Linked DNA regions of Homo sapiens: region 1 is linked to region 2. The links are chromatin contacts, found by Hi-C in ENCODE. All regions are on one chromosome and are shown on one strand. Each heading gives the region's core, a stretch centred on a gene start or an enhancer-like site at or near the end of the contact. The rest is flanking DNA. Distances are from core to core; before and after follow the strand shown.

Region 1 (5,727 bases), core at 2,268-4,767, 140 kb before region 2:
CCCTAGGCTGAAAGGCACAGGGAAGGAGCAGTTACCATTGTCGCCATAGCCATAGTTGTAGCCATAGGGGTGGGAGAGCACGAGCAGGCAGGTGGAGAAGCCCTGCACAGCCAACACACAACCACACAGGCCGATATGGTTTGGATCTGTGTCCCTACCCAAATCTCATGTTGATTGTAATTCCCATTGTTGGAGGGAGGGCCTGGTGGGATGATTATTAGATCATGGGGATGATTTTGCATGAATGTTTCAACACCATCCCCTTTTGGTATTATTGTTTTGATACTGATAAGTTCTCATGAAATCTAATTGTTTAAAAGTGTGTAGCACCTCCTCCCTCTCTCTCTTGCTCCTGCTCTCACCATGTGAGATGCCTTGCTCCCCCTTTGCCTTTCATCAGGATTGGAAGCTTTCTGAAGCCTCCCCTAAAGCAGAAGCTGCTATGCTTCCTGCATAGCCTGTAGAGCCATGAGCCAATTAAACCTGTTTTCCTCATAAATTTCCCAGTCTCAGGTATTTCTTTTTATCAATGCAAGAAGGAACTAATATGCAGGCAGAGAGCCAGGAGATGGAAATCCCAAGTCACTCTCCTGCTGTCTTCCAGTCTCCTGCCAGTATGTCCCAGTGTCTCAATTTCATTAGAAACCAGAAATAAAAAGAATCCTACTAATGTGGTACATGGAAGCCACTCACTTGGGATGTCAAACAGGATAGAGAAGAACGGAAAGCAAATCCTCATGCCAAATGAGACTATTCCTCTTACCTTCTTATATCCTCCTACTTCCTGAGGCTTGCTCTGCCTGAAGGTGATTGATTCCTGTCTCATTTCAGCTCCATGAGACTACTTTAATGTTTGGCATGTCTTTCTCTACTGTCACTTTTATGCAGAAATGTTTGCATTTGTCAAAAATGCATAGAAAATAAAATGTAATTTAAAAAGAGAACATATTTATTTGTTTAGAATCTAAGTTTGGCTGCTCTAAAAAAGACATGAAGTAGAAATATCTTAAACAAAAAAGTATAATTGTGTCTCTGGGTCACTAGATTCTGAATCTGCAAATTCAACAAACCACAGGTGGAAACTATTCCAAAAATAAGGGTATGGTGGAGTTGTGTATGTACTGAACAGGTACAAACTTGTTTTTCCTCGTCATTATTTCTGAAAAACTACAATATAACAAGAATTTACATAGCATTTGCATTTCGTCAGTTATTCTAAATAACTAAAAATGATTTAACATATCTGGGAGAAAGTGCATAGGTATATACAAATACCACATAGAAGGAAATAGAGCATCTGCAGATTTTGGTGTGTGCTAAAGTTCTGGAAAAAATCCCCTGTGAATACCCAGAAATGACTATCTTTGAAATCTGAAGTAGAAGCTCCAAGGCGTCACACATCAGAATTCCAAAAATTGGGGCTCCCAGTCCCTAGAGAGTTGCCCTCATCTTTGTGATCTTGCATGGTTTCCAGCTACATCAGCATTCCAGCCTTATGGAAAAGGACGAGGGGAAGGAGAGGCTTTACTCCTTCTATTGATCCTGTGAGCAAGGAATTGCTTACATCACTTTGTGATTCTTCCACTTAACAGCACCTGGTCATACAATGTCATCCAGCATCAAGGAAAACTGGGATGTGGGTCTTTGTGCTGCTTTTATACTCTCAGAATTGTTATGTGACCGAAGAGGAAAATGAATATTGGGGCAATCTAGCAGTCTCTTCAGCCCTGATTGTCTCTGACTCTGTGCTCACATCAAGATTTTTCAGGAACTCCTCAGAAATAATGAATGATGGGGCAGAGAACAGAACTGGAGCCTCATGCAGGGTTCCAGGGACCAGGGGCTGGTATTAGACTTGCTCTTCGTGTTGTGAACTCAGGAAAACCCTTTAATTCTCTATGCCTTGGCTTCATCTTATGTTATATGAGGATAATACCATAGATGGTCTTTAAGGAACACAGGCTAAATGTTGGTGATACTACAGGGAAAATGACAGGTATGACTTAGTCCTTATGGAGCTTTGGTTTTCATGAGGAAGACAAACATATCATACCATAAATATAGATAGAGAAACTCTTTAGTGCCCTGAGTGTGGATAACAGAGGCTCTCCTTTTCCTCCCATTTCCTTTCTGGGCCAATCAGGGCTGTGGCACCTTGCCCCTCTAAGAGAGCTCATGATGGATGCATTCACTCCTGATGCTTCTCTGTACTCCCAGCAAAGGGTGCATCTTCTGTCCACCAGGAGGCCTCCTGCCCCTGTGCATCCTCAGGATTCCAGAGCAAATGTGACCTCTGATAGGCAAAAAGGAACTCCTGAATTTATTCCTAAATGGCATTCACTCACCTCTATTTTGTTCCCTCTTTGATTTGCCTCTCCTTCTCTATGTGGAGTTTGCTTAGGTCAGTTTTTTTTTCAATCCACAATTTTGGCTGCCAACTTGGATTTAACTTGAGAATCACTCCTCTGCTTTACTCCCTGTAACATATATAATCGACACAGGGTGGTGCTGGGTATAAAGGGCTGCTCCAAGACTGGATTGTGAGTCAGACCTGCCGGACTCAAATTCATACTATGTAATACATAACCCCTGGGACAAATAATTCCCTTTCGTTGTGCTCCAATTGCATTATCTGCCATATGGGAATAATACCAATTCTTACCTCCTAGGCTCTTCGGGTGATTAAAAGAGACAATACCTTACAAACTCTCAATCAGCTGCTGTTATTCTCCCAGATTAGACCTAATCCTCATTCTCCAGTTGAAATCTGCATGAATCTCTCTCTTTACACTCCAAGCCCTACACATCGCCTATTTCCCCTCATGGACGCCTCTCATACAAATGTTTGCATCAACAAAGAAATGCTACCAAAGATCTCCTGAAAGAGAGAACCAAAAAGTTTACATTGTGTATACCCAGCAGAACACTTAGTAGTCCCCCATAGATATTTCCACACTTCAATTACCTCCGTCAGTTACACTCAGACCTCATCTTCACTTACTCTTTCCTCTGTTCTATTGCTGAGTAATTCAGCTCAGACCCACACCCTACCCAAACACTGTGTACAAAAATGCTTCTAGGTGTTCAGCAAAGCCACACTGAGTCTTCATTTCAAAGGCACATCAGTGGTCAATTTCAAGTTTTGGGCACACATCAAGAATTCTTCTCAACACAGATACAGCTTTCCACAAATAGAATTCTGATGAATTAAATTTTCTTCATCCAGTTATACGTGTGTGTTCTAATACCTTACATTGTGCTTTCATCTTTATTTTCCATTTCATCCAAATCTACCAGTACCATTAGTCTCATGCATGCATTCATTCATTGAATGAATGTATATGAAAAGCACAGTGTGCTGCTCATGGAAATAGGCACTGGGAGTATAAAATGTAAAATGTAGTCCTGTCTGCAATGACTGACACACTGAGTTATTTCTCACCCACCAGGCCCAGCCATTTTCACACTTATCCTAGCAAAGGTCACATTTTCCTCTAGTTCATAATGCATGGTCTTCCTTCCTGTCCATGGATGACCAGTCCTAGTCACGAGTGTGTCACAACCACCTCTTTGTGTATCTGAATTCCTCCACCTGAAAGAAAATTTCAGACCCAGGATAGATTAATCATCGGGTCCAAAGCCCTGGCCGGATGAGTGGGGGTGTTTTGATCCTAATGTTATTCCCATGTCAGCACAGAACTTGTGTGGCAGTAGAGAGATGTCAGGCTTCAGAGTCAACAAGAACTGGATTTCAAACTGGATTTGAGGACCCCCACCTTTGGTAAGTGACTTATTATCTGCGAGCCTCTGTTTCTCTCTTCTTTAAATGAGGACAGTAAATCCCATACGGCAGGGTGGTGGGGAGAATCAGAGATGATACAGCTGGTGATCACATCTGGTTTGTGTTCCCAGGGGCACCAGACTAGGGTTTCTGAGCATGGATCCAACCGTCCCAGTCTTCGGTACAAAACTGACACCAATCAACGGACGTGAGGAGACTCCTTGCTACAATCAGACCCTGAGCTTCACGGTGCTGACGTGCATCATTTCCCTTGTCGGACTGACAGGAAACGCGGTTGTGCTCTGGCTCCTGGGCTACCGCATGCGCAGGAACGCTGTCTCCATCTACATCCTCAACCTGGCCGCAGCAGACTTCCTCTTCCTCAGCTTCCAGATTATACGTTTGCCATTACGCCTCATCAATATCAGCCATCTCATCCGCAAAATCCTCGTTTCTGTGATGACCTTTCCCTACTTTACAGGCCTGAGTATGCTGAGCGCCATCAGCACCGAGCGCTGCCTGTCTGTTCTGTGGCCCATCTGGTACCGCTGCCGCCGCCCCACACACCTGTCAGCGGTCGTGTGTGTCCTGCTCTGGGGCCTGTCCCTGCTGTTTAGTATGCTGGAGTGGAGGTTCTGTGACTTCCTGTTTAGTGGTGCTGATTCTAGTTGGTGTGAAACGTCAGATTTCATCCCAGTCGCGTGGCTGATTTTTTTATGTGTGGTTCTCTGTGTTTCCAGCCTGGTCCTGCTGGTCAGGATCCTCTGTGGATCCCGGAAGATGCCGCTGACCAGGCTGTACGTGACCATCCTGCTCACAGTGCTGGTCTTCCTCCTCTGCGGCCTGCCCTTCGGCATTCTGGGGGCCCTAATTTACAGGATGCACCTGAATTTGGAAGTCTTATATTGTCATGTTTATCTGGTTTGCATGTCCCTGTCCTCTCTAAACAGTAGTGCCAACCCCATCATTTACTTCTTCGTGGGCTCCTTTAGGCAGCGTCAAAATAGGCAGAACCTGAAGCTGGTTCTCCAGAGGGCTCTGCAGGACAAGCCTGAGGTGGATAAAGGTGAAGGGCAGCTTCCTGAGGAAAGCCTGGAGCTGTCGGGAAGCAGATTGGGGCCATGAGGGAGAGCCTCTGCCCTGTCAGTCAGACGGGACTTTGAGAGCAACACTGTCCTGCCACCCTTGACAATTACATGCGTTTTTCTTAGCGTTTCGCCTCAGAAATGTCTCAGTGGTAACTCAAGGTCTTCAAATAAATGTTTATCTAACCTGACAGTTGCAGTTTTCACCCATGGAAAGCATTAGTCTGACAGTACAATGTTTGGATTCTCCTTGATATTACCAATACATTTTCCCTGTTATCTTGCACTGAATCTTTCCTACTGAACACTTTTTCTGCACTTTTCATTGTAATAAAAGGAGTTCCTGTCCACAACCCTAAAACTCTTCTTTATACTTGTTTCCTACCTGATAGTATCAAAAAGGAAGATTCCTTATTAATCTGTCAGACTATGTTCCCCTGAAAATCATGTTCCCTTCTATGACTGGAGGCATTACTGCAGTTGGAAGCTCAATTCTTAATAAGTGAGTTCTGCTACCTCTAAATTCCATTGAATTCTCAGATATAAAGCAAAATAATGTCCTTAGAGAGAGATTCTCCCTTCATAAAAACAGTCTTAGAAATTGGTTTTATGAATAGCCCTCTCCTGTCATTTGTCCACACATGGTCACACGTTGGCTTTGGTTTCTAGTAAAGACAATCGTGGCCCCTTCCCCTTGAGAACTGGTAAGTGCTTATTTAGCTCTTCCTGGACTAACGGACCAGTGAGGAGCCTATAAATACACCCCACCAGTTCCATTTTGGCCATTGGAAATTAAAATTGGTTTCAAACTGGAAATTATCTTGAAAACCATTTATTATTCATTTACAGAGTCTTTAAGTT
Region 2 (6,037 bases), core at 360-2,859:
TACGTAACTGCAGAAGAGATTTCTCAAGGATCTGTTTGTGATTATCTAATCTTAGAGGTTAGAACGAAAAAGATGAAGCAAGGTTTAGAACATGTTAGTCAGGCATGGTAGCACACATCCATAATCCCAGCTACTTGGGAGGCTGAGGCAGAAGAACTGCTTGAGCCTAGGAGCTTGAGGCTGCAGTGAGCTAAGATCATGCTACTATATGCCAGCCTGGGCAACAGAAGAAGAACCTGTCTCTAGATAAATAAAGTTTTGGAGTATGTGAAAGAATTTTTCACCTGTAGATAGCACTTCTCCCTTTTAGAAAAAGACAAAATAAGTTTACTAGGGTTTCTATATTTTAGGTCCAAAATATATTAAGAATCAATTGATAACGTTGATAGGTCATGACGGCAAACCAGAAAAATATTCTGATGTGTTCATTAAAATAAAATAATTTAGCCAATAGCCAGGCGCAGTGGCTCATGTCTGTAATCCCAGCACTTTGCGAGGGCAAGGTGATTGGATCACTTGAGCCCAGGAGTCCGAGACCAGCCTGGGCAACATGGCGAAACCCTGTCTCTACAAAAGTTTTTAAAAATTAGCCAGGCGTGGTGATGCATGCCAGTAGTCCCAGCTACTCAGGAGGTTTGAGGTGAGAGGATTGCTTCAGCCTGGGCAATCAAGACTGCAGTGAGCCATGATCTCACCACTGTACTTCTGCCTGAGTGACAGAGCAAGAACCTGTCTCAAAATAAAATAAAATAAATTTAGCCAATAGTAGTTAGAGCCTTTCTTTTCTGCCAGGATCCTAAATAGAAATAAGCCAATGCAAGACAAATCCCTCTACTTCTGATGTAATGGTCGTGGAGGAGCAGGACAATGAGAAGCTGGTCTATTCTGTCTTAATGACAGACTGGAGCATTCTGTTAGGGTAACCTGAGTCTCAACCCTTCTACTTAGCCATAACTGCAGCAAGAAGCCTGAGGACCTGCAGAGCAGAGCAAAGCCAGAAGGTGTCTTCAAGATTCCATTCAAAATAAGTTATATCCATCCTGATAAAAAATATTCCTAGACCTATGAGTTTCTTCTACACAAGAAGCAGAGAAGACCAGAAGCCTGGGCAATTGGTGTCATTTCTATGTTTGTCACTTTATTCACACCAATAATAAATAGATATCTTTTCTTTCTTAATAGCCTTATACTAAAGAATGCTTTAAATGAGCCATGCAGGTGAATCAGGAAGGACTGCAATAGATAATGTGCAAAGTACTGAAGTTAGTTCACAAAAGCCATTCTGTAACGGTATTGAGCTAACAGGCCACCGTGTGTACTATATAAAAACAGGTCTCCTCAAAATCTCCAGGTTTGGACTCCGGATTAGTCTCCCAAGAAATACAGTAGATAAAATCACATCCTTTAATTGGAAGTTTTATAAGACAACACCTTGTATCTCACTACATACACAAAGAATGGGACTGCTTCTCACCTTTGCTTGTTTAGAAGTATTGAGTTTGATAGCAGAAACCTTCCCAGCATGATCACCTACAAAAACTCTAAGAATAGCTGTATCCCAGCAGAGAGCTGTGACTCTTCGGCCTTTGTGTTCTGAAGACACATACATTTGTTCCGGTTTCCCACGACGCTCTTGATTTAATTCCCAAACAACCACAAGACCTTGACTGCAAGAATTGAGTCACAGAGGCAAACGTGGCAACAGTGAACAAGGTACAATTTTGTTGCATCACAGTATCAACTATATCAAATACATATGCAACTCTTGTTCTTCAGAAAAGAGGAAGTATTATAAAAAGTCAAGGTATTAATTTCCTTGTTTTAGTCACCAAACCAGTTTAATAGGAGAAGTTAAATGATCTAAATTATCTCTGTTCCCTTTATCTTTTAAGGCCTTTGAAATGTTGTAACCTTAAATTAGCATTTTCTACAAATACTAGGATGACCAGCTGTCCATTCTGGTTTGCTGGGTACTGAGAGATTTCCTGAGACACAGGAGTTTCACTGTTAAAACCGGGACAATCCTAGGCAAACCAGGATGGTTGGTCACCCTAACAAACACATGTGTCAATTTAAAATGCATTTGAAAAAGGACAGATAGTTTTGGAACAGATTCTTACCTGGTAGCTACAGCAACATAATCATCATCATGTAAACAACAGGCGACTTGAGAAATTGCACCTTCCTAGAGCACAAAAGAAAATACATTTTTTAAATCTCAAGTTTTACATTATTATTATTATTATTTTTTTTTTTTTTTTTGAGACTGAGTCTCGCTCTGTTGCCCAGGCTGGGGAGCAATGGTGCGATCTCGGCTCACTGCAACCTCCACTTCCTGGGTTCAAGCGATTCTCCTGCCTCCGCCTCCCAAGTAGCTGGGATTACAGGCACTCACCACCACGCCCAGCTAATTTTTGTGTTTTTAGTGGAGACGGGGTTTCACCATGTTGGCCAGGCTGGTCTCCAACTCCTGACCTCAGGTAATCCATCCGCCTTGGCCTCCCAAAATGCTGGGATTACAGGCGTGAGACACCGCACCAAGCCAAGTTCTACATTCTTTTATTCCAAATGATTATTTATATTGGAGAAATTTGCATTTATGAAAGAGACTCCAAATGGTGTATGACAGAGCTGCCCTTAATCTTACCCTGTGTGAAAGAAAAAGCCTGTGCTTCCAGCCTTCTTTCTGAATGAGATGGAGTCCTCCTCCTGAACTGCCCAAAGCCAACCATTTCCGAGACACAGCTATGCTCGTGCACTAAAAACATGTGAAGAGAAGTGTGAGATAATCACAGCTACTTAACCAAATAGACTATCCACTGAAAATAAATACTGAGGATTTATGCATCAGGCTCCTTCCCTCACTTTACCCTCTGCCCATATGGACACAATATGACACTTATTCTCTAGTTCTAGAATAGTAAAAAATACTGAAGAAAGAACATTTTGTTTTTAAACTTCTAAATGAATCTCACAAAGGCTGAATAGGCTCCATTGTATGAGTAATTTTCCCTTGGCAAACGCTGGCTGTTAAGACTTCATATTTTGTGTAATTTGGCTAGGTCATTCCAATGCTGACTACAACAATGGAAGACCAAGGAAGTTACCAGAAGATAAAGCAACCAGGTTAAATATTCGTTCATTTAAATCATTTCTAATCTGTACAAACACCACAAAACATCCACAAGTCTTAGGGTAGGTGAGACTCCATCAGAGAATGCAGTGGTCATGCCGTGCCCAATACCCCGTGGTAAAAGTTATTAGTTGATTGACTAAGAGACATTCCCAATCTTCTTCAATTTTGTTGCTTTTCACCATAGAAGTTGGAAAACCTAAATATTCACCTTCCCAGTTCCCTAGTTGCCAAGGGTTGTCATGTAACTCAATTCTAGCTAATAAGACCAAGGCTGCTGAGGCCTTGATGAAAGATGAAAGGCAGAGCCTGTAGAAAGCCTTTGCCCTTTGCCCCCACTTTCTTGAGATGTTAATGAGAACAGTAAGACTGGAGACAGGACACATATTGCAAAAGCAGCTAAAAGCTAACATATGTGCAATGGTAGAACAGGAAAAATGGGAGCCAGTTATATCATTGGGCCACTACACTAAACCCAGAACACTAACCTCCTATGAGATTATAAACATCTTTACCACGTAAGCTCCTATTAATATGTTACACCATACTGTAATTTGCAGCTGAAAAAATGTCTAACTGATATCAAGCCTCAAAATTGTTACTCATATTACTGTCTATCACTTCCTATTTTCCCTTTCCTCAGATGCTAGTATCTCCTTTAGGGCAGTAGCAAAAGTATAAAAATGAAATTACTTTGGTACTGGTTATGAAACTTTGTTTTTTACCACATCATTCCTGAGTTTAATCAAAATAACTCAGAGATTGAAGGAAGTACATAGTTCTTTGAATTCCAAGGACAATCAAAACACATACTTATTGAGGGAAAAAAAAAAATAGCTCAGGGCAGTCTGAGCTATGTGAAGTATGCAGGCCCAGACAGAAATGAATATGAGATATCAGTCATGCACCCACTCTCTGCACCCACGCCTGGGGGCAATTGTTTAAAGTAATTTTGTCACTGACTAGCTGTCTCACCTGTTACCTTCATGTCACTGAAATCTGTGATACAAAGAACAATGTATAGCCAATCAATAGTTTTTGTTATTTTAATATGAGTTTTTGCTAAACAACTCAGAATCTGCCTCTTCTTTTCCTTTAAAAATCCACTTGGGCTGGACAAGGTGGCTCATGCCTATAATCCCAACATTTTGGGAGGTCAGGATGTCGAGACCAGCCTGGGCAACAGAATAAGACTCCAGCCCTAATTTAAACATTTTTATTTTTAAGAAATCCAGGCCAGGCGCAGTGGCTCACGCCTGTAATCCCAACACTTTGGGAGGCCAAGGTGGGCGGATCACGAGGTTAGGAGATCGAGACCATCCTGGCCAATAAAGTGAAACCCCGTCTCTACTAAAAATACAAAAATTAGCTGGGTGTGGCAGTGCGTGCCTGTAATCCCAGCTACTTGGGAGGCTGAGGCAGTAGAATCACTTGAACCCAGGAAGTGGAGGTTGCAGTGAGCCAAGATTGCGCCACTGAACTCCAGCCTGGTGACAGAGCTAGACTCCGTCTCAAAAAAAAAAAAAAAGGCCGGGTGCGGTGGCTCATGCCTGTAATTCCAGCACTTTGGGAGGCCAAGGCAGAAGGACTCACTGAGCCCAGGAGTTTGAGACCAGCTACAGCAACATAATGAAACCCTATCTCTAAAAAATATATAAAAATTAGGCAGGCCATGTGGTGTGGTACATGCCTGTAGTCCCAGCTACTTGAGAGGCTGAGGCAAGAAGACTGCCTGACGCCAGTTCAAGGCTACAGTGCACTGCAGTGTGCTATGACTCAGCTATGATGCCTGTGAATAGCCACTGCACTCCAGCTTGGGCAACATAGTAAGACCGCATCCCCCCTCCCCCGACCAGCCGTCTCAAAAAATAATCCACCCAGCACTTTGGGAGGCCGAGGCGGGCGGATTACTTGAGGCCAGGTGTTCAAGACAAGCCTGGCCAACATGGCAAAACCCCGTCTCCACTAAAAATTCAAAAATTAGCCAGGCATGATGGTACACACCTGTAATCCTAGCCTCTCTGGTGGCTGAGGCATGAGAATCACTTGAACCCGGGAGGCAGAGTTTGCAGAGAGCTGAGATGGTGCCACTGTACTCCATCCTGGGCAACAGAGCAAGACTACATCTCAAAAATAAATAAATAAATAAATAAATAAATAAATAATCCACTTGTAACTGCTGCTAATCAAAGTGTATATTTAAAGCAACTTTTATCTATGTTCCCAGGTTGTAATCCTCAAGCTTGGCCCTAATAAACTGTCTGCTTATATTATTTTCGCCTTTGTCTGTTTTGTTTTCTGGGTTTTTTTATTCCTTTTGAGATAGGGTCTTGCTGTGTCACCCAGGCTGGAATGCAGTGGAGCTATCACAGCTCACTGTAGCCTCAACCTCCCTGGCTCAAGCAATGCTCCCAACTCAGCCTTCTGAGTAGCTGGGACCACAGATACCCACCACCACGTCCAGCTGATTTTTGTATTTTTTGTAAAGATGGGGTTTTGCCATATTTCCCAAGCGGTCTCAAACTCCTGAGCTCAACCAATCCTCCCACTTCTGCCTCCTAAATTGCTGGGATTACAGGCATGAGCCACCAAGCCAGGGCAGCTTCTTCCTCTTAGCTTCTTCCTCTTAGGTCGACATTCTGCCCAGAGCTAACTAACTTTTGCTTTTCTCCCTAAAACGAGGGTTACACCAGACTCCCTGTTTTGGAATGACCTTAGTATAACTACATGTTATTCAAAATGTAAAGGGGTTATTGGGGCTCAGCAACCAATACCCCAAAATAGGGAGCTTTGACATGCTGACAGTTCTTAGAAGCTGCCTCAAAACCAAAGTCCCTTTAACCTTGTCTCGTTTCCACCTCTCCACCAAGCACAGAGTGGGACTCTCTCCAGAGGAATTTCCTT

What was found. Hi-C counts contacts between places; a loop is a spot of excess contacts on that map. Pooled maps may share reads with other maps.
Region 1: a pooled map shows a loop between it and region 2 (2.5-fold over the local background). The contact joins the promoter of MRGPRX4 here to the enhancer-like site in region 2. A Hi-C loop is called at or near these places in 1 of 168 maps with a recorded cell type or tissue (HepG2), 1 of 37 single-sample maps with no recorded cell type and 1 of 50 pooled maps.

Annotation. Positions count from the first base shown.
Region 1 is chr11:18,169,320-18,175,046 of GRCh38, forward strand. It overlaps MRGPRX4 (MAS related GPR family member X4), which reads left to right and starts at 3,518. Exons shown (of 1, transcript NM_054032.3): 1 at 3,518-4,961. The coding sequence starts at 3,938. The coding sequence ends at 4,906.
Region 2 is chr11:18,309,267-18,315,303 of GRCh38, forward strand. HPS5 (HPS5 biogenesis of lysosomal organelles complex 2 subunit 2) reads right to left here. Exons shown (of 23, transcript NM_181507.2): 3 at 2,648-2,758; 4 at 2,121-2,185; 5 at 1,475-1,667. Among named protein-coding and RNA genes, the nearest start is that of HPS5, 9.9 kb to the right of the region's middle. RefSeq lists an enhancer at 1,561-1,640. Within about 2 kb of position 1,610, at least 6 of the 41 ENCODE cell types and tissues checked have a DNase peak (open chromatin) inside an H3K27ac peak, as active enhancers do.